Linked DNA regions of Homo sapiens: regions 2 and 3 are each linked to region 1. The links are chromatin loops, found by intact Hi-C in ENCODE. Cell type or tissue: heart left ventricle. All regions are shown on one strand. Each heading gives the region's core, and the rest is flanking DNA. Links, peaks and the distances in the headings are about the cores only. Region 1 overlaps ACACA (acetyl-CoA carboxylase alpha). Region 2 overlaps AATF (apoptosis antagonizing transcription factor). Region 3 overlaps ACACA (acetyl-CoA carboxylase alpha).

Region 1 (10,144 bases), core at 1,402-9,401:
TAGGCCCTTCAGCTTTTCCCTAGCATCCTGCTCCCAAGCGGACAGAGCGTCTGAAGAAATAGGTCACTGCCGTCTCTTATCAATGGAGAGAACAGTTGACCACGTGTGTACAAGCTCCTGGCTGGAATTGAAGCACAGAAGAGAACCCCCACCCCGTAGCTCAGTAGGAGGCTGCCTAGGCACTGGGGGCAGCCATGCTGAGCACTGAGGCCATTTCCCTTGTGCCCATCTACAAAAGGCAGCATTCTCCTGAGTTCTCTGAGAGGAATGCCAAGGACTGAACGTGAGGACGGGTAATCCTATGATGTCAGGGCATGTGGCTTTGAAACCTCCTTCCATATTCGGCAGGCTCAGCAGGACCTAGTTTAGTGTGAGGTGGGTGATAAAATCTGCAGTGCCCTTGAGAGAAGAAAGGGTTGCAGTGTTCAAAAGCCATCTGTGTGCCTCAGAAGGAGTGATGTACAATCTGCTTGCTGTTTGGTGTGGGGGGGGGGGGGTGGTTCTTCAAAGAATGATAGATACTGTGTGTTGTGTTTCTCAAGTGCAAAGACTGGCTGAGTCTAGACCCTGGCTTTGCACCAGGAAGTGACCCTCTAATCCTTATTGTGGTTGGTTACTGGTAAGAAAAGACATTTCGAGATAGGCATCTATTAGCTATGCCTTGTGTTCTTTTTGTTCCCAGAGAATTTGTTTTCTTAATCTTAATCCTGAAAACAGAAATTCTGGGACAGAAAATTGAAGACACGGTGATATTATATAACTGAGCACTATAATTCTTTTGTTTCCCTTAGAGATATCTGTTACCATGAGTTATGGGAGTCTGTTTGAATCCACTGGGACGATCCTACTGTAGGAAATAGTAGGATTTATGGTTCATAGTTTCACTGCAGGCAGAAGCAAAGCATCACTACAGCTCCTTAACGAAAATAACAAGAACAGTAGTTTAAATTGGGTCATAAGAACATGGCACACATTTGTATCCTGGGCATGGTTTCTCACTTGATTCTTAGATCCAAAATTTGAAGCCTGGTTTTTCAAACAGGCTGATTTATTTTTTCCCAGACCCCAATAGTAGAAATTGAAATTAGGACTCTGCATGGAACAATGAGAATGTGGGTTTTGAAATCTCATAAACTTCGGGATCCCAGCTTTGTCATTTACTGGCATGGGCATATTATTTAAGCCTCCATTCCCTCATCTGTAAAATGGGGGTGGTGTTTATGTCATGGGGTTCAGTGAGTTTTAAATAACATGAGTAAAGTATGGAGCATAAGTCAGATGTGGTGGCTCACGCCTGTAATCCCAGTGCTTTGGGAAGCTGAAGTGGGAGGATCGCTTGAGGCCAGGAGTTTGAGACCAGCCTGGATAACAAAGCAAGACCCTGTCTTCACAAAAAATTTTAAAATTTGCTCGGTGTCGTGGCACACACATGTAGTCCTAGCTCCTCAGGGGGCTGAGGCAGGAGCATCGCTTGGGCCAAGGAATTTGAGGTTATAGTGAGCTATGATGGCGCCACTGCACCCCAGCCTGGGCAACAGAGTGAGACCCTGTCTCCAAAAAGAAAAAGTATGGAACACAATGTCTGGCTCAGTAGACATTCAAAATATGCTAGTTTCCCCTGCTCCATGTTAGAAGGTAAAAAAATAATAGCAACATAGACCAAGTCAAAAATGTACAGCTGATTGACCTCGGCGGAAAGGGGGCTGACTCCTGAGCACAGTGGGTGCTCAGACGCTCTTTGGTTTGGCATGCTCTCATGTTCCCACAACCCGATGCCATGGTGCATTCTTATTGTTCACACAGCTACCCACTCGCTCTTATTCTGGATTTCCAAGTGAAATGAATGCTCAACAGAGGCCCCTGTGAGGACCATAGGAAAAAGCACTATTGACAGGGTCACTTATTTCCACTGACCTCAAAACCTGGCCTCAGGCTACTGATGAATAAGTCTCATACACCAAACTTCTCACACAGGGCCAGGCAGGGAGGAGGTAAGGTAGAACCTGGAAAGTGTTGCTTGGCCCTGCTATGGGCCTGGAGCTGAGATGGGATTGGCTCACAGGAGCTTGGTTCACAGGGGTCTGATGGCCACCCTAGCCCACATGTCCTTTGGCTATTGTACTCTAAAGCCCTTGGAAAAAAAAATCACATCCTTTCTTGGGCTTCTGTTGGATAGGGCTTAGCCTTGTAAGTGTAGGTGTATTGAAAATGTCTTTCCAAAATATGAGTGTACCTTAGGATTTGTATGCCATCCCTACACCCATCAGGCTGTGTGTTTCCCAGAAGTCTAGAAGGTCAGAAATGGGAGGAGCCTCCCTAGCTGGAGGTGTCTCCCAGCAGCTCCCAAGGTGAGTTATTAGTAGGGTATAGTAATCAGGGCTCACATCCATCAGGTTGTGCCCTGGTCACTCCTTGGCCCTGCTGAACCATTGTCTAAGGAGGACTTAACAGCTATCCAGTATGTTAGAAATGAAACTTTCCAAACAGGTCATTTAGATGTTGTGAGATAGACTAATTACTACATAAAATTAGTGAGGCTGACTAGTGCCTGAGATACTTATCCACTGATGCAGACAGAAAGTGTCTGTTGAACATTCATTTTAGGACAGGCCACTGTTGTGATGTAGAATTATTGATATTTTATTGATAAAATGTTCTGATACAGATGGATATGCTGACAGGTGGCATACGGGCCCAGGCCTGTCATGATGTTAGCAGCCTAGCATATCACACCTGTTTAAAGTCCACGCTGGAATACTAGGAATGACTGGCCACATTTTCTTTTTTTTTTTTTTTGTCTCACTCTATTGCCCAGGCTGCTGGAGTAGGTATGATGACTCACTTTCAGCCTCAACCTCCTGGGCTCATGTGATCCTCCCCTCCCACCTCAGCCTCCCAAGTAGCTGGGACTATAGGCATACACTACCCCACCTGGCTGATTTTTTTGTAGAGGTGGGGTTTTGCCATGTTGCCCAGGCTGGTCTGAAACTCCTGGACTCCAGCAATTCCCTGCCTCAGCCTCCCAAATTGCTGGGATAACAGGCGTGAGCCACTGTGCCAGGCCCATTTTCATAATTTTAAGGAGGGAAATAATAATGGCTTCTTCCTGGGAATAAGGTTGGCCTATCCTTCTGGATGACTGGAATTGAGTCTTACAACTGTTCTAAGGGAGCAAACAAGAAACTGTAGGCTCTGGCTGGGCACAGTGGCACACGCCTATAATCCCAGCACTTTGGGAGGCCAAGGCAGGGGAACTGCTTGAGCCCAGGAGTTCAAGACCAGCCTGGGCAACATAACGAGACCCTGTTTCTACCAAAAAAAGTTTTGCCAGGCATGGTGGGGCATGCCTGTAATCCTAGCTATTCAGGATGCCGATGCAGGAGAATCACGTGAGCCCAGGAGTTTCGGGCTGCAATGAGCTGTGATCATGCCACTGTACTCCAGCCTGGGCAACAGGAGGAGACCCTGTCTGGGGGAAGAAAAAAAAACCTGTAAACTCCATAACCCAGTGGAAGGGAGCTTGCTTTTCCCAGGTGGAGCAAATTATCCCACAACAGTATGGTAACTCTCCCAGGTCTGTTGAGAAAAACCAGTGGCACTATGCTTACATAAGTTTGTTTATTTTTGCTAAACATGCAGTTGATTAGAACTTGAGACCCCTTTCCTTCATGTACTCTAGGCTGTAATCCACTGGGGTTTGGCGGTCATTGTCATCCAGTTGTACTTTGCGTAAACAGCAGATCTTTTTATAGGACCCATATTTTCAAGCAACTGTAAAACTTGGAATGCGTTGCCCTAATCCTGTCTGGGAACTTTTCAAAATGTTTAAACACCTAGCATACTCTGTGGCTGCAGGAGGGGAAGGCAGAAGAGTTTTCTCTAGAGGGTAGCTGGCTTTCCAGTGTAGTGTCTGAGCATTGTTGGAAGCAGGCATCTCGTTAGCTAATACATTACACCAATCAAGGAGAGTTATCTTAAGCCACAATTAATCTGCTCCCTGGCATATGTTGATAGGAAAGCATCATGCTGTTTCTTAATTAAAAGCAAACGGATTAAAAATGATTAATAAGAGTATTAAATATTCTCCTAAACTAAAGGCTTTGGGATTCTTGGGTAAATCTAAAAATCTTGGGGTTTTTTTTTTTTCCATTCTGAAATCCAAGAAGCATTTATTGTTTTATTTTTCCTCCCCTCCACCCCAATCTTCATAAGTAGGGGTATGTGTAGAAGTCCTGAAACCACGGAGCAGAAGAGTAAATTGCCAATGATGGAAATGGAAATGTTGAAATTTAGGTGGCGACGTTTAGGAGTCCAGGGGGACCCATCCATATGTGGGGCGTGCAGCAAGCTGGGTCACAAGAGTGAGTTAAAACCATGTTATGGGAAAAGCAGTGCTACCTTCTCCCTCGTGGATAGGGGCTGATGTGACACTTCCTTTCCTTAGGCGCAAAACACTTTCTCAAGGCAGTTTGGCCTTGAGAGATGCTGGGAGTCCTAACCCAGGCACAGAGAGGAGAGGGTCACTCAGGTTTGCACTGACGGGGCCACACACCCCAGCTGAAGAATTGCTGATCTGCTTATCAGTGATTAGATACAGAACTGGGCACATTTGAGTCAGAAAAAGAAATGGACAAAGAACTAAAAGAGACATACTGCTGATCCTTAGTCCCCGGAAGCCTTCATCTTTCCAATGTAAAGGAGTTAATTTTTAGAAACAGAGACGTCGATGAAATGACATACATTAAATAACCAGTCACAACTAAGTCGGCAGCTAAGTTAGAGACAGGAAGTGACAGTCTGAAAAGAAACCATTATATTTGAAGGCACGAGATAGTTAGAAAATAGCCTAGTGCTCAGTTTTGTACTGCTTGAGGCCTCTTGTGATGAAGACATTTCCTCTGCAGCCCAGTAGTCACAGCTGTGGCTTTGGTGACCTTGCTTGCATACAGGCTTCCTGTAGCCACGTCTCAAACCTCAAAGCCTCAGAGTCCCTAACAAACACACCCACCTATTAAATTATAGCACCAAACTCATTGTCATTCTGACTTTGACTTCGTTAGTGATAACAGAGAAGGATAGCGCACCTTTAAATGACAAGCTTTGTGTTTAATTACCCAAACAAAATGACATAAATATGAATGAGCCCTAATTGTGGTACTTGGTTTTCCGGAAACCATTAACAAAACGATTCCTAAATGATTTGTAAAGAAAATGAGAGGAGAAGAGAGCAAGGAGAAGGCTATTAGGCTTCTAACACACTCCTGAATTATTATGTAGTCAACCACCTAGGAAATACTCAGCTAAATGATCTTGAAAAGGAGGTGAGAGGTGGTTTGTTGAGACTTTCAGGGTTATGGACGTCTTGATCCTTTCGAATACTCTCATAGGTAATAAAATGGGGCTTAGGTTTCTGACCTGGTGGCTGTACCCTGGCAACAAGACTTCCCTCCCATCAGTTCCCCGTCCGTGCCTCATCAAAAGACAGTGGGCTCTATTTCAGGAGACTTCATCCATCCAGTGACTGCCAGGCCTCACTGAGGCTAGAGACTTATACTTTAGGCATTGTGTCTCAGCTCCTCTGAGAGCAAAACACCAAATAAACAGCCTTGCCTTCTCAATCACAATTTTACTAAGTAATTTGGGCTTTTAACTGGTTCTCTCAAACCTGTCAGGTTATTGAATTCTCTTAGCCTTTGTCAAATAGGTGGGTCCCTAGAGTCTGACAGGACAGAGTCAGGGTATGAGCACCAGAGTGCTCGGGAGAGCCCCATGGAGACTTCAGGTGTACACCTGTGTCCATAAAGGAAGAGAAGGAGAAGGGGCACAGCTCCTGCCTCGAGGCCTACTTCCTCCTCCTGCACGATGCTGACAGTGAAGGAGAATCGTGGACACGGAGCACACTTTTGGAGTAAGCAAGCACTCCAGATCCTGAATAGTCAGGGTGTCCCGGCCTGGCCTGACCCCTGGTGTTTGACCAAGAGTCATCTGTTTGCAGGCTTATGTTTGGGACAATAATAAGGATCTGGCGGAGTGGCTAGAGAAACAGCTGACAGAGGAGGATGGTGTTCACTCGGTAATAGAGGAAAACATCAAATGCATCAGCAGAGACTACGTCCTCAAGCAAATCCGCAGGTGAGACCAACGTGGGGAACTCCACTAGAGAAGGAGGGCTAATTTCTTTGGAATAAAAAGTTTCCAAACAAATCATGAGATGATCGCAGAAATCTTATGATCTCTGCAGTCTCTTGCTGTTTGAGACAGCTGTAGTTGACCCACAGGTACAGATATGGCCTGAAGCCCAATTCTTTTTCAGCTACTGCTCCCCAGGGGCACTTAGTAATCTCAGCTAGATGAAGGCTTAATTCACTGTGCCCACCTCTTAGCTCTGAATGCTGATACTCAAACCGGATGAACAACTCTGGGAGGAAAGCTGATTGTGTGTGTGGTGGTTTCCTGGGAAACCACCTCCTCACCTCCTGAAGCCAAGAGTTAGCTGTATTCTTCTAGAGGCTTCAGTCTGCTCCATAGGATCGGTGGTAGAGACTGCAGGGGCATTTTTGTAAAAGTTTATTTGGAAACATTTCACTTACAGAAAAGTTATAAAATTAAAAACAGTACAAAGAACACCCCTATATATAATATCTGTACTCAGATTTACCTGTTACATTTTCTCCCCGTTGCTATATCACTTATGAGTGTGCCTGCCCTCCCATATGTGTATACATTTTTCCTCTTTCTGAACTACTTAAGGGTGTTACATATATCATGGCCTTTACCCCCAAATATTTCAGTGTGCATTTGCTGAGAATAGGGATACTTTTACATAACCATCATAAAATGATCCACTTTTGTAAATTTAACATTGATTAAAAACTTTTATCTGATATCTACCATCTGTAGAACATTGCTCATTTTGAGTTTGTCTGATGTCTCCCCATGATGAGATGCAGGTGAGGCACTCTGGCCAGAACCTTCACAGGGCACCACATCTGGGGGCACATGCTGTTTATCTGCTCCTCCTCGTGTTAATTTCATCCGCTGGTCAAGATGTTGCTCCATTTCTCTACCGTATAATTACTGATTTTCCCCCCTTGCACCTAATAAGTAGTCTGCAGGAAGACATTTTAAGGCCATGCAAGTATCTTGCTTTCATCAAAATTTCCCTCTGGTGCAGTCTTTACGATGAGCTTGCAAAATGATAACTTTCCAACTCCAGCACACCCTCCACAATTACCAGTCACCACTCAGTCCTCACTCCTGCCGATTCTTTTATATATACATTATTGGTACAGACTCATGAAGTTCTATTTTTTACTGATTTATAATTCATTGCTGGGCTGCTTTTGATGCCCCAATTGCTGTCTTTGTGACATGCCCCCATTGGCATGTTTTGGGTTTTTTTTGGGTTTTGTTTTGGGTTTAATTCCTTTTTCAACATAGCAAAATGTTTTGGGTTTGTCTTGCACTACCTTGGCTGGATATTTGTAATATAGGGAAACAAATAAGGTGAGGCGTGACTAAAATGTCTGCAGTGGACGGTGCACACATGTTTATTGGGCAGTTCTTTAGCTGTCCTCATCTAGACACTTCTGCTTCTCTTTTCTTCACCATTCTCAATCTTCCTTTCCAGCTTGGTCCAGGCCAATCCAGAGGTTGCCATGGATTCCATCATCCATATGACGCAGCACATATCACCCACTCAGCGAGCAGAAGTCATACGGATCCTCTCCACAATGGATTCCCCTTCCACGTAGGAAGAGCTTCCTGCCTGTCCCTGCCCTGTCTCTGGAGAAAAGGGCTAGAGCTGCCTTTTACAACTGTAACCACTGTAATGAGAAGGCACAGGAGACCCAGCACTGGAGTCAAATGGCATTTTACTTCCTCTCGTTTCAGGTTATGCATGACATCCTGGGATGTAAGATCACAGAATCCCCCTCCAGCCCACCAGTCACACCTACCCCATTCAGTATTTATTACCCTGGCCAGGCCTAGTCCTCCACTCCCTGCACAGGACTGAGAAGGCAATGAAAGGTACAAACATGTACCATGAGGTCTTACTAACCAAAGTAGGGCTGCCCCTCCTGTCCTGACAGCCCCTTGGCCTCCCAGCATGGGGAAGCGTGAGGAGTTGCCCAGCAGTGAGCAGCCCCCCTCACTCCTGGCCCCATGAGCCGCAGCCACAGGCAGCAGAGGAGGGCTAAGGAGAGGAGGAAGCCTCAAGTCCATTGTTTATTACCCCGACTCTTAGCCCAGCACACAGTAGGCACTGGAGAGGAATGATTCCCAGTTTAACCACACTACGGTACCTTTTATGAAGAAAAATTAGAGCATAAAATCTACTACAAGCTCCATAGGAACTCAAAGATGAGGGCAAAACTGTGAGCCAAGAAGCAGAGAAAGAAAATAGAACCAGTTATTCTTGATTTAGGGGACCTCAACCTTGGGTTCAGTCTCTGAGGACAAAGGGAAAGGTAGTTGTTGGCCTGCCTCTCGCCTGCACGTCACTGCTGGACTAGCTGTCGCATGTGGCTGGGAGCTGCAAGGCCAGTGCTTGAGGGGCCCCAGCAGTTCCACAGGTGGTGAAGCCTGAGTTGGCAGAGGAGGAGCCAGAAGAGAACTGCCCTTTCTGCACTGGTGGAAACTAGTTATTTATGCCATGTGGAGAGCCAGTGAGATAGATAGATAGTCTGTTTGTTTTGAGGACTTGGAAAGTTGTTCCTATGAAGCCTGGAGCTTGGATGGTTTTGAGAGGTTAATGGTGCCTCCACACTCACTCTTCCCTAGTTCCAGGATTACTGTCCTAGCAGCTAACGGTTCTACTCTCTTCCCCAGAGTGTAGACAGGCAGCAGGTCTCCCCACAGCTCTGAAAGGACCCTGGTGACAGCTACACCCTCAGCACCAGGAGCTGGCCTTCCTGATGAGGGAGGCTTCCAGGAAACACAGAATCCACATGACCTTAAGATTATTTACAACTCAGTCATGGTGCTGCTGTCCTCCAGGCTTACTGGCCCCTCCTGACTGGCATCAGGGGCTTCCTCAGGTGGTGGAGAGAGTTTACTTTCAACAACTAGTTTATTCAAGAAAAGAACTTACTGATTCCTCTGTTCCTAAAGCAAGAGTGGCAGGTGATCAGGGCTGGTGTAGCATCCGGTTCCTTTAGTGCAGCTAACTGCATTTGTCACTGATGACCAAGGAGGAAATCACTAAGACATTTGAGAAGCAGTGGTATGAACGTTCTTGGACAAGCCACAGTTCTGAGCCTTAACCCTGTAGTTTGCACACAAGAACGAGCTCCACCTCCCCTTCTTCAGGAGGAATCTGTGCGGATAGATTGGCTGGACTTTTCAATGGTTCTGGGTTGCAGGTGGGCACTGTATGGCTGGGTATGGAGCGGACAGCCCCCAGGAGTCAGAGCCTCAGCCCGGCTGCCCTGGTGGAAGGTACAGGTGTTCAGCACCTTCAGAAAAGGGCATAAAGTGGTGGGGGACAATTCTCAGTCCAGGAAAATGCATTGACCATTGCTGGCTATTTGCTTACCTAGTAAGAATTGGATTCATTTTTGACCAGATTATTCTTCTATGCTTTTTTGCAATAAATCAAATCCCACATATCTACAAGTGGTATGAAGTCCTGCACCCCCCAGGAGGCCTGTCCAGGCATGTCTTCAGAGGCAGGGTGGGTTACACTCATTTACCTCCCCTCTCCCCACCAAATTATGACACAAACGAGTATGTTTCCTCTCTAGAACCCTGTAATGCCTCCTCCCCCATCCCCAGAGCTCCTTACTGTAGGTCTTACCCTGGACAAGGATTTTTTCAAGTTGGAGGCACAGAACATGAGCAATCTGACATTCCCACAGCCCCTCAAACATGCAAGGCTACTAAGGCAGGAGGAGTATAAATGATGGATATTGACCAAGACCTGCTTGGACGGAGACCGCCATATTATCTGTTCTCTTCGTTCACAAAACAGCCTTCACTTGTCTCAGAATTTGATGGACACATACTGTGATGAGCAGGAGCTTCAGATGCACTCTTTACACATTTTGTTGAAATAAACCTCTACATTTGTAGAAGAGTTACAGTTTGTCATTTCAATCCATGCCCAGCCACCTCATTTCTTGTTCTGCTTTCAGCAGGGGCT
Region 2 (10,144 bases), core at 627-8,626, 74 kb after region 1:
GCATGTTCTGTTACTAATGTTGCAACTGCTGGTTGGTTTGAATGCATGAATTTTTAAAATCTAACTTTCCCTTTGGTAATCCTCCAGTGCTTTTTCTTGTGCTTTCCAATTTTTGCTAATTTTTAAATAATTATCCACTACTGATACTAGTTTTTAATTGTTTTAAATTGTTTAAATTGTTTAAATTGTTAATTTTCATTTCATCTATAAATATTTCAGTACGTGTTGCTATACAAGAGAAGCGATAAGGACTCTTCTCCCCTCAATATAATCTCAATACCATTACCACATCTAAAAAAAAAAGTCAACAATAATTCTTTATTATCAAATATTCAGTCAGTCTTCACATTTCCTGGAATGTCTCAATTTTACAGTTGGCTTGTTTGGATCAGAATCCAAACAAGATTCACATATTCTGCAGTCATTTTAGATAAGAAGGAATTAATTTTTCAATAAGGGATATTAGGCTAAGAAAATCTTCATAAATTGCTCATATGAACTAAAGTGAAAAAAAGAAAAAGAAGGAGAAACAGCAGCAGCAGCTAGTCATCCTACCTGATTTATACAACGAAAATTCAACACCAGAAAAAAAAAATCTAGGGAAATCCAATTACTGTAATCTTAATATAATCTTAATTACCATAATCTATTTTATTGTAAAGTCAGATAAATGTACAATATAATCACCACTTAAATGCAATTTGCTCTATCACATTAAATTTATAGCGAACAGCTCTCTATAACATTCCAGAGATAAACGAAATATCAACATCCTACCCTAAAATTCACATAATATTTTACTTAAATAAAATTATTTCATCAACACAAATTTTTCACTGCTTTCTCGAATGGCTGCTCTGCCTAGAATCCCATTCTGGCACTTGCAGCTTTTGTTTCCTTTCATGCTTTTGCAAATTATGGCTCATGGCTATTTAAATGTACACTATTCATTAGGTAGCATTCTAAATGCCCTTTTTATTTTCCAACCACAGGATGAAGCATACACACAAGGGCCTTCCTTCACTACTTTACATTCTGCCCTGACATCTGGGTAATGCTGCCACGTTCCACTTCTAATTGTGCTGAAGCTTTTACTGAAGAGGTGGAGGTCTAAATTAGGGCAGACTCTAACAAAGCAGATTCGACTGAGAGCAAAGAACCTGTTGTGCGCAGTGCCATGTTCTGACAGCTGAGAGCTCACATTTGGATGGCTGCTTTGTATCCACTGGTCAACAGATTGATATGGATACAATCACAATGCAAAACCAGGGAGCAAAGAGCATAAGAAAGACTTTGGAAAACAAACTCTAAAAACAAACACATAGGTGTTTTATAATTTCTTTACAAATTGCACTTTAGGCAATGTAGGGTAAACAATTAGTCACATTTTCTTTCTAGCTCTTACTTGCTTAACTTCAATAATTATAGGACCAATCATTGCTTTGCAGGTAGAATTAAAGGGACTCAAGGGGAGAAACTATTACATAGGCTGCTTGCATGAACAGAAAGCTGTATCTAAATTACCTTCCCATGGCCACCTGATCGTTGGGATCCAAGGAGCTGGTCTTCCGTTCTATGAGTTCTCGAAGGAGCTAGGGGAAAAAGGAAAGCAACGAATTTATTTATCATCTTCCAGTACAACTGACTTTAAAAGGGCAGAGAAGGAATTCTGAATGGCATAGTGACAGCTCTAAAACTACAATCAATAAGGGACAACCCAGTGGCAAGAGCATTACTGAATTCCCGTTAACGCTTTCATAGTTATATATCTTTAAAAAGGTGGCTATAGCAGTAGCTGAGAACAGAAGTCCATTTGGAAGACTTATTGTACCGCAGTTCATTTCAAATAGATCAATGAGTATGCAACATTCCCTTCATTATTTTTATGATTAGTTTTGTCCACTCCATTGATATCAATGGAGAATCTTTAAAAGGTCAGGTGGGAAGGGCCGTGTGGCAAAAAGGGAAATGCATCAGCTTCTCACCAACAGGATAATGGTGCAAGGTTAACTTCTGAACTATAACCTCCAACAGTCAGGAAGGTCTTCCTCAGGCAAAAAGCCTTTACTGTATGTAATTAAAAGTGTGGGCATCGGCCTCTTGTTTTCCACAGCTGCTACTCTACCATGCTTGCTATTAAGTGCTTTAGCCACACATGATACCAACACATTCATAGCCACACAAATTTTAAGAGGGAATCTAAAGAAAGTCATTTGCATACTGCAAATATACCACAGAGGATTAGTCTCTCATCCAATACAATTAACTCCATGGGAGTTATTCTAAATGACTCTCCTACTGTCATTTTAAGCCTGACTCCTCTGCACCCAGTTGAAATCTACATCTGTACCTTTCATACAGACTTAAGAATCTGCACTGAATCTTAAAGTCCTTGGGCGAAGAGAAGCAATGGTTTTAAAAGTTAAACACTAAGGGAGAAAAACCCTGAATTACGATAATAGAACTATAAGTGCTATATGCAGAGAAAGAGAAACAGAGATTAAAATTCCAAAAATCTTCTGAGAGAAATTTAAGAGAAGACGCTAAGATAAACTAGTTCTGCTAATCATCTGTCAATAATCCAGGTTTGGCCTTAAAACTTGTTTCTTCATAAAAATTAGCAATGATTTTGTAGGTGAGGCATGGTGGCAATAGAGATATTTCATCAAATCAAATAGCTGAAGCCTGTGGGCTTCAGTGGTTCAAATGAAGAAAGAGAAATAAATTCCTCTGAAAGCAGATCTCTTTCTAATTTCATATGTTTATGTAAGTAGGCACTGGAAGAAGTAAAACAAATTTATAAAAAATATTCACTTCCAAAAGATGAATCTTTATTGCAAAAGGGAAAAGGATATCTCAATTGCAATTAGAAAACCTCCCATGATGTTTTTTCATTTGCTTATTTTGGACATTATTACTACAGCAATTATGTTTAAGAATGCAGGGACCAGAAGCCGCTGGTTTTATTATCACTAGAAAACAGCAAGCTATTTCTCTACCCTGTTTATCTGATTGATTCCCAACATCTTTCTGGCAGCCAATCTATCAGTTTATCTCTCCTACTTCATCACAGTCACTTCTGGCAGCTAAATACAAGATCCAAATCCAGTGTTACACAGACATATGACACAGTAAACCTATGTAACACTGCTGCTGTGTAAACAGCTGCCCTTAAGGCTAAGCAGAAATGGGCTTCTGGTTCCTAGTCAATATTCTGTCAAAAGCAAGGAGTAGGGGGAGTGAGGGGGAGTGGTTAATAATAATAAAGAAGAAGAAATAAAAGAGAAAGAAAAATAAAAAGGAAGGAAAATAATGGAATAACTGCATTTCATTGCCCTTACCTCGTTCCAGCCATACAAAAGATTACAACAACCGTTCCTGGTTTTCCTAATTTTCTCAGATCCCTTGAGACTGGGCAATCAGGGTCACCGGGGTGCAAGTGCTCATGGAAGGCTGCCCCAGCACAACAGGGTGATCCTCGGGAAGAATATGCCCTTGCCAAAGGCTGGAAATTGGAGCTCCCCACTGCAGTGGTCTCTGCAATTCCAACACCAAGTTGGTGCAGCATTTACTTTCAAACACTTTGTGTACTATACATATTCTGAGCTGCATTTTCGCACACAAGTGCTTTGCATAACTATTTTTACTCATTCATGACTTGGAAGATTGTTTTATTGGTCTATCTAGCTAGGTCTAGTTTATTCAGTCCAATATTTCAGAAGATTCTGTTGTGTCCATGGTAAGAAAAAGAAAGCAACAACAACAAAAAATACAGTTAAACAAATGATTCCCGTGGCTATTACTATTTTCCCAAAGCTACCACTATCACTGGGTTTAAATTTAATTAGAAAATTGCTTTCAAAACAGTTGCTAAAAAAAAAAAAAGAGATTTGAGATATTGGCTGAAGAATTCAATTTTACTTCTGATTTTAATTTGTATAGCTTTAACTTTACAAATAAACCTTTCTACTAAAATTCAAGTTTCTGTTACAATTATTAGAGCTTTTTATTTCAACAATGATGATATAGTATTTGTAGTAATTTTCTATGTGATTTGGAAAATGGAGAGAGAGAAAATGTTTTTGCTCTAGTCTGTTAAAATTCCTCCAGATAATCAATTCGGAAAGGCTTGATTATACCTCTAGTTCTAAGGGAAAATCATAGATACAGTTAGGTTTTCAGGTTGGCCACAGAAACCTATTTAACCCATACCAATATACATGAGGAACAGGACTAATAGTACTATTAAGCATCTAATCAACATTTATAATACTTTCATTAGAAAAAATGCATGCTAGAAACAGTTAAAAATGGCAGATTGAACACATTAGTTTATCTCTTCTCAACCCCTCTAAGAGACAGTTGAGGAATAAAATAAATATTAACTCCTAAGAAAAAAGAGAAAAGGAGCACTAATGTGTGCATATTTTCATAAATTTTTCCAAGACAGTAAGGAGATGGAGAAGTTATCACCCAAATGCCCAGAGTGAATAAAGGTGAAGATGAAGCTAATTGTATTAGGCCGCAGAATTCCTGTGAGGATCAGCTCTCTGGCAGTTACCACGCAAGGTGGGAAAAAGAGAAGGAGCAGAACCACTTGGGCCTCCTCCATTATCCCACACAGCCAAGTGACTAACCACCTCTACCACCCACCTCCTCTCGTGAGAGAAAAGAAATTTTATTCTTTGGAAATATTGAACCACAGAAGCTCCAGAATAGAGGATACCAGGCAAAGAAGGCTGGAATGAGGTACAAGGGAAAGGCTCTATGTTAATCTCTGAAACCTCTCCCTTTCTCCCACCTCATTTGTAGAAAGCTAACATCCCATTCTATAATTTCCTAGGCAGGAAAGCAGAGGAGCCTTTTCTGGAAGAAACTGAATGGTGTCTGCCCTCCCACCCCCAAAATTAGATTTCAAAGTTGCTATGGTCTTCTGCATGTGTCTCCCAAAATCCGTATGTTGAACACTTAATCCCCAATGCAACAGTATTGGAAGGAATGGCCTTTGGGAGGTGACTGAGTCATGCAGGCTCTGCCCTCGTGGATGGGATTAGGCGTCCCTCTAAAAGGGCATGATGGAGGGAGTCTGTCCCTTTTGCCTTTCCACCTTCTGCCATGTGAATTCCCTCAGAAGAATTCAGCATCAAGGCACCATCTTGGAAGCAGACAGCAGCCCTCTCCAGACAACAGAAACTGCCACCTTCTTGTTCTTGGACTTTACAACCTCCAGAACTGTGAGAAATAAATTTCTGTTCTTTTAAGATTACCTAGTCTGTGGTATTTTACTATAGCAGCACAAACAAATAGATATATAGAAAACAAAGCAAACAAATACAAATTCTGACATCCAAGGCTACTCTAACAAAGAGGTCAGTTCACAGCATAATTATATTTAAAGAAGCCAAAAAGCTCTGCCCAGGTTTCAGAGATTCCGAATAATAAACTTTAATGCTTTACTCTTAAATATGAACAGACAGTTAAGGATCGCCTGCATCTGAGGAAATCCTCATGCACAAACCAAACAAATAGAAAAGAGACTCAAGGAAGCAATGCAGAGAACAAAATAAATAATTAAAAAGGAGAAAAAAACCCCCAAAACTTACAATGAATATCCCAAGAGTGGGAGAGGGTATACTTTGATAAGAGCAGGATGCTGTGAAAAAGACTAAAATGAGAAATTAAACACTAAACAGAAAATTTTAAAAAATCCAACAGAAGAACTTAAATGAATGAAAATCTCTGATATAAAACAAAAAGAAAGCCAAAAGGCAAAAAGATAATATCCCCTTGCTTATTTGCAAGACAAGACAAAAATTTAGAGGATAATCCAGAAAGTCAAACATCTAACTAACAAAGGCTGGGAGAAAATGTTTGAAGGAATACTGAAAATTTTCCCAAATCAAAGAAAGAACAGGAATACAACTGCAAAGACCTAGTGCAATGAATAAAAAAGGGCCTCTGTCAAGACACATCATCATGAAATGTAGAACACCAGAGGTAAAGAGAAGATCCTAAGCAGTTAAAGAAAAAACAGGTTACATATAAAGAGGTGATCATATGTCCCAGTTTACCAAGAAAGTCCTGGTTTACACCTGTTGTCCTAATATGCTGTCAGACTAGCACTTTACCTGTCCCAGTTTTGATAATAAATTATACAGTCGCCCTACATATTAAAGAATGGAAATCTGAATGGGAAAAGACGTCTCAATAGCAAGAGCAGATAGCAGAGGACAGCAAGGTACCTTCAAAATTCTATGGAAAATGACTTCCAGACTCAAATTCCATATACAGCCTTATTATTATTATTATTATTATTATTATTATTATTACTAAGACAGTCTTGCTCTGTCACCCAGGCTGGAGTGCAGTGGTGCAATCTCAGCGCATTGCAGCCTCTGCCTCCTCAGCCAAATTATTAACCAAGTATAATGAGAGTTACATAAATGCATTTTTCATACACGTAAGGACTCAACAATTTACTTTCTGTGTACTCTTTCACAGAAAGATGTACTTCAGTAAATGAGTATACTAAAATCAAGACATAAGATATTAGAAACGAGAGGTCTAACTCAGGGAAGAAGCAAAGGCAAGTCCCAGGAATACAGCCAGCAGGCCTGGTGTGCAGCCACGCCAGAAGAGTCCAGAGAGCTCTAGGATGAGGTCTCCAAGGGGAAAAAGTAGAAGGGAGGTGCAAAAGGATAGGTTATTTTATATATTCAAGGCATGTGGAGTATATAGGGAAAAACAGCAATAGTTACACAGAAAACTAGGCAAATCTTTTAAAAACAGGCATTATTAGCTCTAGGAAAAAACAAATTTGTAAGAAAAATGTAATCATAATATAGCGCTTGTTCCTATAGTTGGGATGTTTGTCCCCTCCAAACCTCATGCTGAAATTTGCTCTCAATGTTGGAGGGGCCTAATGGAAAGTGTCTGGGCCATGGAGGTAGATCCCTCATGCATAGATGAAGTCCTCCCTTGGTTGTGGGGAGTGAGTTCCCGCTCTATTAGAGCCCAGGAGCTGGCTGTTGAAAAGAGCCTGGCATGCCTCAGTCCTCTAGCCTCCTCTCTTGCCACGTGATCTCTGCACATGCCAGCTCCCCTCCGCCTTCCTTCATGAACAGAAGCAGCCTGAGGCTTCCACTAGAAGCCCAAAATTCCCAGCAGCAGAAGAGTGAACCAAAGAAACCTTTCTTCCTCAAAAATTACCCATTCTCAGGTATTCCTTCATAGCAATGCAGAACAGACTAAGACACTTGAGAACAACATTTACTTAGTAATAATAATGTAAACACTGACTGACAGCCATACTAGCAGGTATGATACATTCTCATTGCAGCTTTGATTTGCATTTCCCTAATGGCTAATGATGCAGAGCATCTTCCTGTGCTTACTGGCCATTTGTATATCTTCACTGGAGAAATGTCTATTCAGACCCTTTGCCCATTTTAAAATGAGGTTATTTGTCTTTTTGTTATTGAGCTGTAAGAGTTCTTTATATATTCTGGATACCAGTCCCTTATTCATTTTCCTTCTGTAATGTCTTTTTGCTTTCTTGAGAGTGTCATTTGAGGCAGGAAAGTTTTTAATTTTGATACAGTCCAATTTTTTCTTTTGTCATTTGTGTTTTTGATTTGTATCTAAGAAACCATTGCCTAACCCAAGGTCATGAAGCTCTACTCCTATGTTTTCTTCTAAAAGGTTTATAATTAATAGTGTAGCTCTTATATTTAGGTCTATGATCCATTTTGAGTTAATTTTTATATATAGTGTAAGGTAGGGGTCCAACTTCATTCTTTTACATGTGGATATCCCATTATACCATTTGTTGAAAAGACTACTTACCCCACTGAGCTGTCTTGGCACCCTTGTTGAAAAACCAAGTAACTTTAAAAGCATTTTGGCTTTATGACCACATATTCCTTGGCTTTCTGAATTTGTGACCCAGAGTTATTGATTCCTACTTTTTAGGCTTCCACAGTTCATAGCCACAGATGCTTGAGAAGGAAAAAGCTTGGGGCAACCCTCTATCAAACTTACTTAGCCTAGCTGAGTCAGGGTTCCTCAAACTTCCTCACTGGGAGATACAAAAGCAGACTCAAAGGATTGGGTTTACTCTTCCTGTGAATTCCCTCTCTCTCCCACAAGACTTCTTAGTGAAAATGTATCTATTTTTGCTCTACCTCCTGCCTTACCTCCTTTTTTGGTTCTCAGCTCCCTAGTCTTTCAAATTATCCCCAAAAGGGCCGGGTGTGGTGGCTCACGCCTATAATCCTAGCACTGGGAGGCCAAGGCAGGCGGATCACTTGAGGCCAGAAGTTCGAGACCAGCCTGGCCAAGATGGCGAACCCCGTCTCTAGTAAAAATACAAAAAAATTAACTGGGCATGGTGGCGCATGCCTGTAATCCCAGCTACTAGGGTGGCTGAGGCAGGAGAAATCGCTTGAACCCAGGAGACGGAAGTTGCAGTGAGCCAAGATTGCGCCATTGCACTCCAGCCTGAGCAACAGAGACCTCAACTTAAAAAAAAAAAAAATTATCCCCAAAAGAAGTCTCTTGCAATTTTTATATACCATATTTGAGGCATACAAAAAATAAATTGCATATACTATAATTTCAAATAGTTGGGAAGGAATTACTATACCTTCCTATAATACAAAATTGGCACAAAATGACCTATTCCCCAACTATATGTTCCCACTCCACATTGCCCATTCACTCCCGAACCAACAACTCCACCACCTAATATTTCTGCTTCCATTATTCTATTCAAACTACCTGTGCTAAGGTCTCAAGATCTCTATGTCTAATGGGCATCTAGCACTACTCATCCTATTAGACTTCTTGAAGCAGCAACTGACACTGGACTTTCTCACCTCACTGAAACACTCTTTTCTCGGTATCAGTGAGGCATCTCTCTGTCTTTACTCCACATTCAGCCAGCCCCTCTAGCCAGCCATTAAATACTGCCACTCCTCACGACTCAGTTCCAATCTTTATTTTCTTCTCACTCCACAGGGTTTCCCCCAAGAACTTCCTTCTGTTCTCAAGGCTTCAATGACCTAAGAGTTACCCCTGGAAATTCCTCTTCCCTTACACCCAATATCTCAACTATCTCAAGTCTTATATTCACGAATTTGTCCACTTTTCTCCATCTCCGCTGCCTCCACCCAGTACAGGCTACTATCATCTTCATTCACCCCATACTTTTTTTTTGTTTTTGAGGCAGAGTCTTGCTCTGTCGCCCAGGCTGGAGTGCCGTGGTGCTATCTCTGCTCACTGCAACCTCCACCTCCCGGTTTCAAGCAATTCTCCTGCCTCAGCCTCCCGAGTAGCTGGGATTACAGGCGTGCACCACCACGCCGGGCTAATTTTTGTATAAATTTTTAGTTGAGACGGGGTTTTTCCATGTTGGCCAGGCTGGTCTCGAACTCCTGAACTCAGGTAATCCACTCGTCTTGGCCTCCTGAAGTGCTGGGATTACAGGCGTAAGCCACAACACCCGGCCCTCATACATATTTTTTGAGCACACTGGAGAAACAAGAATAAAACAGACATGGTCTTGCCTGAGGCAGTGTAATGATTTCCTCTCATTTACTCTTGTCCCTCCATTTTTGTCTCCTCATTGTACTCAAGAGTAGTATTTTCAAAAAGCAAATGTGTCAGGACATTTAACAGGGTACCACTAGGGCCCTTGTCTACCTCTCCAACCTAACCCACCTTCCGCCTCTGTGCTGCAGGCCCACCAGGCTTCATTCTGTACGTGAAATGCTCCGTGGGCCCTCACACCAGAGGCTGCTTCTGCATATGCACTGCGGGAACAGGCTTCCCTAGCCACTGACCTCCCACGCCTCCTCCTCTACTCATTTGTTAAATCTCCACTTCATCTTCTCTTCCTGAGGGAAACCTTTCTTAACCACAGCTGCACTCACACACATGCACCATACCTTTGCTGTTCTTACTGTACACTGTACTCATGGACTCCTTGATAACGTCTACCTCCTCCCCTTGCTGACTGTATGCTGTGTGAGAGCAGAGACTCCATCTGAACACAATCACCACTCCATCCCCTTCAGGGGCCCCTTGAAGGAGCTCCATATATACACAGAGGGGAAAATAATAATAATAATAATTTTTTTGAGAT
Region 3 (10,144 bases), core at 755-8,754, 54 kb before region 1:
ATCCAGCCTGACAACATAGTAAGACCCCATCTCTTAAAAAAAAAAAGAGTACCTAGTTCTTGGCAAAAAGTGTTGGCCCACATTCAAATTTCAGTTTCCCGTTCCTCTCTCTAACATGATTTGGTGATTGAGCTTATGGAGTTAATACACATACTAAATTGTATCAGATATTATGTTTACTCCACTTGCAGGAACTTTTTATCAAGTCTTGACTTTCAAGTTTAAGGGTAAGAATTAAGTGTTCTGTCATTCCCATTTAGGAAAAAGTTGATAATTCCATTGGTTTAATTAGATTTTGTGGATGTCAGAAATTAGAGGAATCATTTGATGCGATCAGCTTGCTCTGTGCATTCATATGAACTCTGTATCCTCCTCTGGGCTTGCTTTTCTCATCAAGGAAAGGCACAGCAGTGCTAACAGTGGCGAACTTGGCTGTCTTCCTCCCTTTTTGGAGAGTAGCCTGGAAATAAAGGTTGTGAACCACTACTACTGAAGATTATTATTGCAGTGGGAGAAACTGCTGAGAGTCTTAAGGTTGTTGTTTTTTTTTTTTTTAAGTTGCTCTTTTGGATACCTTCTTAGGATGAGATATTGATGAATGCCAAAGATAATTTTAGGTACCATTATCTATGAGAACAGAATTTTTGAAAGATTTTAAAAATTCTGTTCTCATAGATAATGGTACTTTAAAAACCTATATTTCCATGATGTTCCCATACCCAGTCAGAGAGCTAATTTCTGAAATATATCTTCTTATATTGAGTTTCTTTCTCCCCCCTGCCCCGATACTATATTATATACAAAGAATATTACAAAAAGCAGATGTTGGGTTTTTGGTTTTGTTTTGCTTGAAAACTTGCTAGTTGAATTTCATTTGTGCCATGAAGAAACATTAGAGATTGATTTCTTAAAATCTGATTGAATTGTTCTAATCAAATTCATTATATTCACTGTCATAGCTTACAGGGCTGCTTGTTAAAACAAAAGCTTAGTTACAGGGTGAAAGATAAATAAAGCTATAGCTTTAACTTACCAAACAATGCTCACTTCCAAAAGGGCATATTTGTTTTTAGCTGAAGGGAGTGATCAGATACAGAGGTTACCTAATGTTGCTCTGCCTGCTTCACTATCTTCATGTCAGCTCCTCTTAAGTATAGAGCTGTGCTGCTGAAGACACCCGATTTTATGCAAATTCGTTCAGAATATCCTATTAGCCCCTTTGCCTATAAGGTATGAAAAAAGGAAACTACCATGCTCAGATGGCTTCCTCTGACTCACTCCTTCTGTGTGTTGTCTTTGTGTGTGCTGGTGTTTTTCTTCATCTCTGTTTGCCTTTCTTTCTGTAGGTATCTCTCTGTATTGTGTACTTTGGGTGTGTGCAAGTCACCCTGAGTGCATGTCTCTTTCTGTGTGGGTGCTGATCTTTCTGTCTCTTTGTGTCTGTGTCTTGCGTATAGATCCCCCTCTTTCTCTGTCTGTGTGCCGCCCTGTGTGTTCATGTGTGAGAAAGTCTTTGTGTTTTTGAAACATTATAGAGCCTCCTTTCTTAAGCCTTGGCCATTTTGCTCATAGTATGTACCTGTGTAAGGTGGAAATGTAGGAGACATGCAAGCTTATATACAGTCTTAGACTGTAAATATTTGACCCCCACATTTTTGAGTCTTCATCCTTTATGTTAAACATTGGGGTGAAGAATAAGGAGTGGGGGTGTTCAGAGGTTGTAGGGGAAAAAAATCTTGTGTGTGCAAGTGCCGATCCTGTTGACCCCTTTGAAAATTGAAATAATGATAATGCACGTCTCCTGACTGCATCAAAGTATCAGCACATCAAAAGCCAGGAGGCATGAAATGCAAATGATAAAGTGAAAGCAGATGGATTGTGCATGATCGCCTGATGCCCAATGAATTTTAAAAGGTGCTGGTTTGCAGGAAGGGGGGTTGGGGGGTTTTGGGGGGGACTGAAATAAACACGTTATCCCTGCAATTTTTTTTTGTTCTTGATGCTCACTCCTGACAATATTTTTTCACACTTGAGTGAACACCCTCTCTCTCTCTCTCCCCCCTCCTTCTTCTCTCCCTTTCTCTCTCCTCTCCAAATCCCCTCCTCTGCCCCCCCCTTCCCCCCCACCTCTTACACATCTCAGGTCATGTCGCTGCAGCTCCGGTGGAAATAATAAGATATAAACCACGAGGTTGTTATTTGCATAGAAATAGCATGGAGCCCCAGGCAGCAAGGGAGAAGGACACAGGGATGATTTGTCTAAAATTTTAATGAAAACTTTTGCTGAGGCAGAGATTTTTAAAAACTTTCTTTCTCCCTGCTTTTCCCCTTCCTTCCCCTACCCCCCAAACCCCATCATTGATTTTACTTAACATGGTTCAGTTTGAAGAGAAAAGGTTGACACTCCACATATCATACTCCCATAATGCAGCAACCTGTAAATTGTTTCTTCCTTTAATAGATATGAAGCTGAAGAGACATGCATTTTCAACTTAATACATTGCATGTGTGCGCCTGGCTTTTATGGCTATACTCCATCTTGGCATACACATGATGTTGCCTGTCATTAGCCTGTTTTTAATTAGTTTACACCTTCCTATCTTTTGCTTCCAAAGACTCTTACTTTTTAAAGGATTTCTTTTTATAGCCAACAGTAGTAACCTTCATATAAAATAAATATTTTCTGGTGTTTTCCTGTTTTTTTACTTTTGGTGGTTTTTCTGTATACTTACATGTTTTATTCATGGACGCCATCCTTTGCCACTGTGTCTTTTATTCCAAAACCAGGAAGTGCTTCCCACCTTCGTATTTTTATCCTTTTCCCCCTGTGAACTCACCATTTGTGTATCTTCTTTCCATGTCTGTCTTGCTTTGTTGCCTGCAGTTATTTGTAAAATATTCAAAATATTACCCAAATTGAGATGAGTTGTAGTATCTGGATTTTATTGAGTGTTACTAAGCACATTTGACATTAGAACTAAAGGCAGTAGGCTGGTGATTAGAAGCAGCCCAAGTGGGTTTGCTTGAAATTCAGTCAAGAATATCTGTCTGGTTCCTTGCTATCTTCTGGAATGGGCTAATGGTATCAGGGCTATATTTCGTAGACAGGAAGGCAAAAACAGAAGGGAAAGTGACTTAGTTTCATTGAGAGAGACTAGATCAGGGTCAGAACATGAACTTTCATGTCCCTAAGTTTCACTGAAGAAAGCTCAGGCCTCTTTGCTTAGTGGTCTGTAAAGCCTAAGAGAAGGTGGTCCGGTCGTTTTCCTGTTTGTCCAAATGTCGTGAGAATGATGACATTAATAAGAGAAGTTTCTAGGGGCTTGCTATTTCATGTCACTCAAGGTAGTAGATCCTAACTCTAGGAACTGTAGGCTGTGGGTGACAGATTCCTTAAAATGCCTCACTGCGTGGCAGACCTGATGTGTGTGGCAAATTACCCTGCTTGAAGGGAGTCATGCTGGCCTGGCAAAGGCAGTAACCTGTGTACTTGGGGAACTGTTAAGATGCACCCTTAAGGAGCTGAGATGATTGCAGAGTCATAAACTCTTAAGTCTATTTGCCACTGGACATTTGCAGAGATGATCATATTTACTTCCCTCCTCCCACCACTCTTCCTCTCAGTTTCCTTTTTACTTTATTTTTTTCTCCCTTTCCTGGTAAAAGTATTAGTATGTTTAACATAGTGTTAGGTGGCAGATAGGCTGGGAAGAGCTAGTATTGTAAAGGAACACTGATGTGTACTGGAGCCTACTAGCTCTCAATCCATTGCCCCAGACTTGGGGAGAGAGAGCACATTCTCTATCCAGAGAAATAAGAATATGCAGTTTATGGTTGTCCTGTGGACATTAACTGACTGTGAAGGTAAGGTATATGCCAAAGGCAGTGATATGCAGGTGATAGATTCACCAGGAGATGATATGTGACTTTTCTTGTATTTTAAAGCTCTGCTTCTTTTTTAGAAAAAAAAAAATCCTATACTCTCATCCCCCTTAGCGAGATCAGGCCCCTATTTCCACTGAATCTGCCAGGAAAAAAGAAGTTATGTGATGGGTATGACTAGGGCCATTAGTTTGGTAGGGGGCTAATTCTGCTAATCTTGCTTTTGAGACTTGGTGCAAGTAAGTTACATTTCTCTCTGGTTCTCATATATGTATTTTTCTGCAGCTATGCAGTATGAAATGTGAAGTTGTCATAGCTGACTCTGTTAGGCACAGTACCAGAGTTCCTCTCAGGAGTGGGAATTGTCTGTTACACCAGGGACCTGCACTGTGTAGTCTCCATGCTCACCCACCCATGACTCTGTGAAACACAGCATGAAAGTCATGGAGGCTCAAGAAGGGAAGGAGAGATTACTTAGCTCTCACTGTGGGGCGGGCAGCATTGTAACTTTCACATAACTTAAAGAGGTTACGATAGAGACAGCGCCGGGGCAAGCGAGAGCCAGACAGGCACTGGGTGACTCTGTGCCTCGCTGTGGAAAAACAACTAAACATGGGCAAAGGAGATCCTAAGAAGCCTAGAGGCAAGATGTTGTCATACGCATTTTTTGTGCAAACTTGTTGGGAGGAGCATAAGAAGCATCCAGATGCTTCAGTCAACTTCTCAGTTTTCTAAGAAGTGCTCAGAGAGGTGGAAGACCATGTCTGCTAAACAGAAGGGAAAATTTGAAGATATGGCAAAGACAGACAAGACCCATTATGAAAGAGAAATGAAAACCTACGTCCCTCCTGAAGGGGAGACAAAAAAGAAGTTCAGGGATCCCAATGCACCCAAGAGGCTTCCTTCAGCGTTCTTCCTGTTGTATTCTGAGTATCGCCCAAAAATCAAAGGAGAACATCCTGGCTTGTCCATTGGTGATGTTGCAAAGAAACTGGGAGAGATGTGGAATAACACTGCTGCAGATGACAAGCAGCCTTATGAAAAGAAGGCTGCGAAGCTGAAGGAAAAATACGAAAAGGATACTGCTGCATATTGAGCTAAAGGAAAGCCTGATGCAGCAAAAAAGGGAGTTGCCAAGGCCGAAAAAGCAAGAAAAACAAGGAAGATGAGGAAGATGAAGAGGATGAGGAGGAGGAAGATGAAGAAGATGATGATGATGAATAAGTTGGTTCTAGCACAGATTTTTTTCTTGTCTATAAAGCATTTAACCCCCCTGTATACAACTCACTCCTTTTAAAGAAAAAAATTGAAATGTAAGGCTGTGTAAGAATTTTTTTAAACTGTATGGTGTCTTCTTTTGTATAGTTAACACACTACCAAAAGTGTCTTTAGATAGCCCTGTCCTGGTGGTATTTTCATAGCCACTAACCTTGCCTGGTACAGGATGGGGGTTGTAAATTGGCATAAAAATTTTAAGCAGGTTCTTATTGGTGCACAGCACATGTAAGTTATATATGGGGTTGGTAGTTTTTTCATTTTCAATTGTCTCTGATGCAGCTTATATGAAACAATTGTTCTGTTAACTGAATACCACTCTGTAATTGCAAAAAAAAAAAAAAAGTTGCAGCTGTTTTGTTGGCATTCTGAATGCTTCTAAGTAAATTACAATTTTTTTATTAGTTAAAAAAAAAAAAAAGATGTTATGAGCATGGAGAGGCTAGAGCCAGGCTGCCCAGGTTTAATTCTTGGCTCTACCACCTACTTAGTTGTGTGACCTCGGGCAATTTATTTAACCTCTCTGGGCTACAGTTTTATTAACTGTAAAAGATGAGTAATAATAGTATCTGTGTACCAGAGTCGCTGTGAGAATTAAATGAGCCAAAATAGGTAAAACATTGGCACTGCCATAGTCTTCTCTAAGGTTCATTTAGGGTTCCTTCTCATTGCAATTTCTTATCCTGGTTCTGGAAAGGAAATACGAACACATTATTCTCTATACTTTCTGATTCTTTGAAGGCAAAAATTTCTTCAAGAAAATGTTAGATGACAGTCCTCACTGTGGCAGTACATTCATGTATTGACTTTCCCAATAGATGTATCTAGCAACAATCAACGCACTTTGGAAAGCCATTAATGTGAGAGGCACGATGTTCAGTCGTGACAGGGTAGTATATATGTCAGTCATCTGTCTACAAGAGTCCCCAAGGACTCGTTGATACAATAGCTCATAATCACTCTAAGGATCAGTCTAGCAATTTGCATTTTTAAAAGTCCCTAACTACCTATTTTCACAATAGACAGTCCCTGTACTCCCATAGCTCCAGATGGGATCACTCTCCTTTCTAAAGAGGGCATTTTAGCTTCCTTTCTGAGTAATCCTTGCTTTAGCATTATGAATGAATTCTCAGAAATTATTGCACAATGGACAGATCTCCCTAATTTTCAAGCGCTCCCTCCCCACACATAAAATATTGGTAAATCTGGCCCCATTTGGGGGGATTATTTTGTTTGTTTTTCATTCAATATTCCTCAAGTTTGGTAGAAAACTATACCAGGTTATGTTTTGACTCTATTAGTCTGCCTTAGTGACCTGCCAACAATCCTGAGTGCTCTGGTTTGGAGATCTTGCAGGGTGGAATCGCCACACAGAGCTCCACTGCAGAAGTTGTCTCTGACTCTAAGAGAGCCCATGCATATATGGTGGCTTAGAGTCTAAGAATTTGGGAGACCCTACAGCAAGTACCAGTCCAGAGCTTCTAGATAAAGTGAAAGCTCTGAGACTCTATTTGGGGCATTGAATACAGACTCGGAAATTATCATGTTTGACAACCTATTATGAATGTGCTCAAATTTTTTGGAGTTACAGAACCTTTAGATTAAAAAAAAAAAAACAAAAAAAAACAAAAAAAACTTGGCCAGGCATGGTGGCTCATGCCTGTAATCCCAGCACTTTGGGAGGCAGAGGCAGGCGGATCACCTGAGGTCAGTGGTTTGAGACCAGCCTGGCCAACATGGTAAAGCCCTGTCTCTACTAAAAATACAAAATTAGCCAGGCGTGGTGGCACACACCTGTAATCCCAGCTACTCAGGAGGCTGAGGCAGGAGAATCACTTGAACCTGGGAGGCAGAGGTGGCAGCGAGCCAAGATTGCACCATTGCACTCCAGCCTGGGCAAAAACAGCAAAACTCCATCTCAGAAAAAAAAAAACAAAAAACTTTTGATTGTTCTTCTCCCTGACATTTACTAGGTAAGCAACTTTGGGCTTTAATCTATTTAGATGTTAGTTTCCTCTTTGTGAAATGGAAGGCATAATACATTTCCCATTTTAAAGTAGAAAATCAGGTTGGCGTGGTAATCCTATAATCCAAGCACTTTGGGAGGCCAAGGAAGGAGGATGGCTTGAGGCCAGGAGTTCAAGACCAGGCTGGCCAATATAGCAAGAAGCAAGACCCCCTCTACAAAATAATTAAAAAATTAGCCAGGTGTGGGGGTGCCTGAGATGGGGAACCGTGGAACCTTTGGCAGTGGCATCCAGGGCTGGGACCATGGCCGTGAACAGGGCCTGGGCCCCACAGAGCTCATGGAGGCAAGGCTGAGGGCAAGGAATGGATGACCAAGTTGGGCCACCTGGTCAAGGACATGAAGATCAAGTCCCTGGAGGAGATCTATCTCTTCTCCCTGCCCATCAAGGAATCTGAGATCACTAACTTTTTCGTGGGGACCTCTCTCAAGGATGAGGTTTTGAAGATTATGCCAGTGCAGAAGCAGACGCGTGCTTGCCAGCACATCAGGTTCAAGATGTTTGTTGCCATCAGGGACTACAATGGCCATGTTGGTCTGGGTGTTAAGTACTTCAGGGAGGTGGCCACTGCCATCCATGGGGCCATCATCCTGGCCAAGCTCTTCATTGTCCCCATGCACAGAGGCTACTGGGAGAAGAAGGCCCACACCATTCCTTGCAAGGTGACAGGTGGCTGTGGCTCTGTGCTGGTGCGCCTCATCCCTGCACCCGGGGCACTGGCATCATCTCGGCCCTGGTGCCCAAGAAGCTGCTGATGATGGCCAGTATTGATGACTGCTACACCTCAGCCAGGGGCTGCACTGCCACCCTAGGGAACTTTCTCAAGGCCATCTTTGATGCCATCTCTAAAACCTACAGCTACCTGACCCCCGACCTCTGGAAGGAGACTGTATTCATCAAGTCTTCCTGTCAGGAATTCACTGACCACCTCATCAAGACCCACACCAGAGTCTCCATGCAGGGGACCCAGGCTCCAACTGTGGCTACAACACAGAGTTTTTACATAAGAAAAATAAAGTGAATTAAGCCTGTTTTTGGTTTGCTTGTTTTTTTTAAGTAGAAGACCAGAGGATCTCTTAATCTTAAATTCTGTTCAATATCTAGTATTCTGTGATGCTATAAAGATGCATATTGATCTGTAGCCAGGGAACTGTTTTAGGCTGGGGAGTGAATAGATAGGAGGTGGGGAATTTTTAAAGTTATTGCGTATTAGGGTATTATATATAAAATTACATATTAGTGATATATAAAATTATTACATACTCGTGAGACCAGGAATGGAAGTTGAAGAGCATGATGATTTAAAATTTTTTTTAATTTTGTTTCTTATCCAGATTACAGAAAAGTAAACACTATATGTTGTTCACAATCACAAGTGGCTGTAGAATTATAAATCTTGAGAGTGGGAGGATCCTCAAAAGTTCAACCACACAATTGTTGTGTGAATCTCCTCTGTGACACCATTGCTAAATATTCACCCAATTATGTGTGAAAAATTCAACTGAATGGGAGCTGAGTACTTTTGGAGCCAATCCCATTCATCTATGTATTCATCTGTGAATTCTTTTTTATATTTGGCTAAAGTCTGTTTCCCTGTACAGAGACTGATCACTCTTTAAAGACAGTGTTCAAATTTAACAAAGAAACTCCCAGTTTTGTGATATGACCAATTGGAAATTGAATGGAACCAAAATCTTTCTCATGTACTTTTGTGTTCAGAGTCTGGTCTTGTCTCAAGAACAAATGTAGTGAAGATGAAAATGCTATTCCAAGATAGAAAAGAAATTGGATTCATAAATAACTTTGCCAGTTAAAAATGTGAAATAAGTAGAAGAAACAAGAGAAACAGTTAAAACTTAATTCCACTTGGAAGTACTCCTTGGAACCTTAGGGGTCTCCTGCAGTGCCATGCAGTACCTTCGGAGCCCGATTATCTCCTGCTTTCTCCTCCTCTGCCTTGTTGAAAGTCCAGATCCTGAAATAAGGTTGGAGGATATTTCTTTTTGACTGCTATATTTGTAGATACCAGCTAAAACTCATTGGGCCTAAGATTTGGTGGAATCAGTAAAGGTGATGTAGACTTAGGTACTCAAACCCCAAGGGTACACAAACACAAGCTAAACTGCTAGAATGTATTACCCTCTTGCCTCAGTGAACAGTCTCTGGCTCACTTCATCCATGTGGACCTTCATTATATCTCTACCCTATATCCATTGTCCATTTCCACCTCCAGGGTTCTGATGTGTCCTGAGTATTAGAATGAAGAAATGCCTCTACCTCACACTTTGGGTGGCATGTAGGGTCTCTACACTGTCTGTTTCTAATAAAACATTGTCTCTGAACTCAAGCTAAGGGCCCACTTAGCTCTGTACACACGGTTCCTTAGGAAGATTGGTTTCTTCGTCTTCTTCATTTTATATTCAGTTGTGTGTTACACCTTCATATGTTGAATTTTCTTCACCTGTCTCTCTTTCTACATATATTCATAGCTCTGTCTTTGCAGATCAGTGCTCACTTGAAGCTTTGCTACTCTGTCAACCCCTCTCCTCTCTTCAGCCTTTCTTCTCCCCCAACCCCAGCCTGAAGCCCAAGTAAATTAGCTTATCACCCCTGCCCCCTAGTTGTAAAAAAATTCCCGTACTCCTCCAACAGTGTCTATTCTTGGATTTGCAGTCAGCAACCATCTCCAATAACCATCAGGCTGTCAGCTTTGCAGCTCCCTACCACCTCCCACCTCCCCCATTACTCACCAGAAGAAAAAGAGAGCCAGAGCAAGAGCTTGAAATATATCATGCAATAGTGTATCATGAATTTGTTGTGAATCACAGTGGTGAAGCAGGTTTATTTATTTCTGAGACCTTAAATCAATACAAAGTAGGTCTCTTAGTTCTGAAGCTGGGATGGAGTGTGAAAAAATGAGCCCATTGTACTCTTACAACTTTGGGGAAAGGAGATGACAG

What was found. Peaks named below come from ENCODE experiments on the same cell type or tissue, not always from the same donor. Only the 100,000 strongest peaks of a DNase experiment are listed, where the experiment ranks them.
Region 2: it touches region 1 in a loop (4-fold over the local background); 2 of 110 quality-filtered maps call a loop at or near these places.
Region 3: it touches region 1 in a loop (5-fold over the local background); 3 of 110 quality-filtered maps call a loop at or near these places.

Annotation. Positions count from the first base shown.
Region 1 is chr17:37,084,926-37,095,069 of GRCh38, reverse strand. ACACA (acetyl-CoA carboxylase alpha) reads left to right here. Exons shown (of 56, transcript NM_198834.3): 55 at 5,996-6,132; 56 at 7,631-10,078. The coding sequence ends at 7,754. Among named protein-coding and RNA genes, the nearest start is that of MIR2909, 56 kb to the right of the region's middle. RefSeq lists an enhancer at 4,842-5,343. In heart left ventricle, for the core only: no CTCF peak of the experiment used is centred there; a DNase peak (open chromatin) is centred at 5,931; H3K27ac peaks cover 253 bases.
Region 2 is chr17:37,010,453-37,020,596 of GRCh38, reverse strand. It overlaps AATF (apoptosis antagonizing transcription factor), which reads right to left. Exons shown (of 12, transcript NM_012138.4): 9 at 1,525-1,592. Among named protein-coding and RNA genes, the nearest start is that of MIR2909, 18 kb to the left of the region's middle. In heart left ventricle, for the core only: no CTCF peak of the experiment used is centred there; no DNase peak of the experiment used is centred there.
Region 3 is chr17:37,138,642-37,148,785 of GRCh38, reverse strand. The region is part of intron 45 of ACACA (acetyl-CoA carboxylase alpha); the gene reads left to right. It also overlaps the pseudogene RPS2P49 and the pseudogene HMGB1P24. Among named protein-coding and RNA genes, the nearest start is that of SNORA90, 100 kb to the left of the region's middle. RefSeq lists an enhancer at 5,916-6,417. In heart left ventricle, for the core only: no CTCF peak of the experiment used is centred there; no DNase peak of the experiment used is centred there.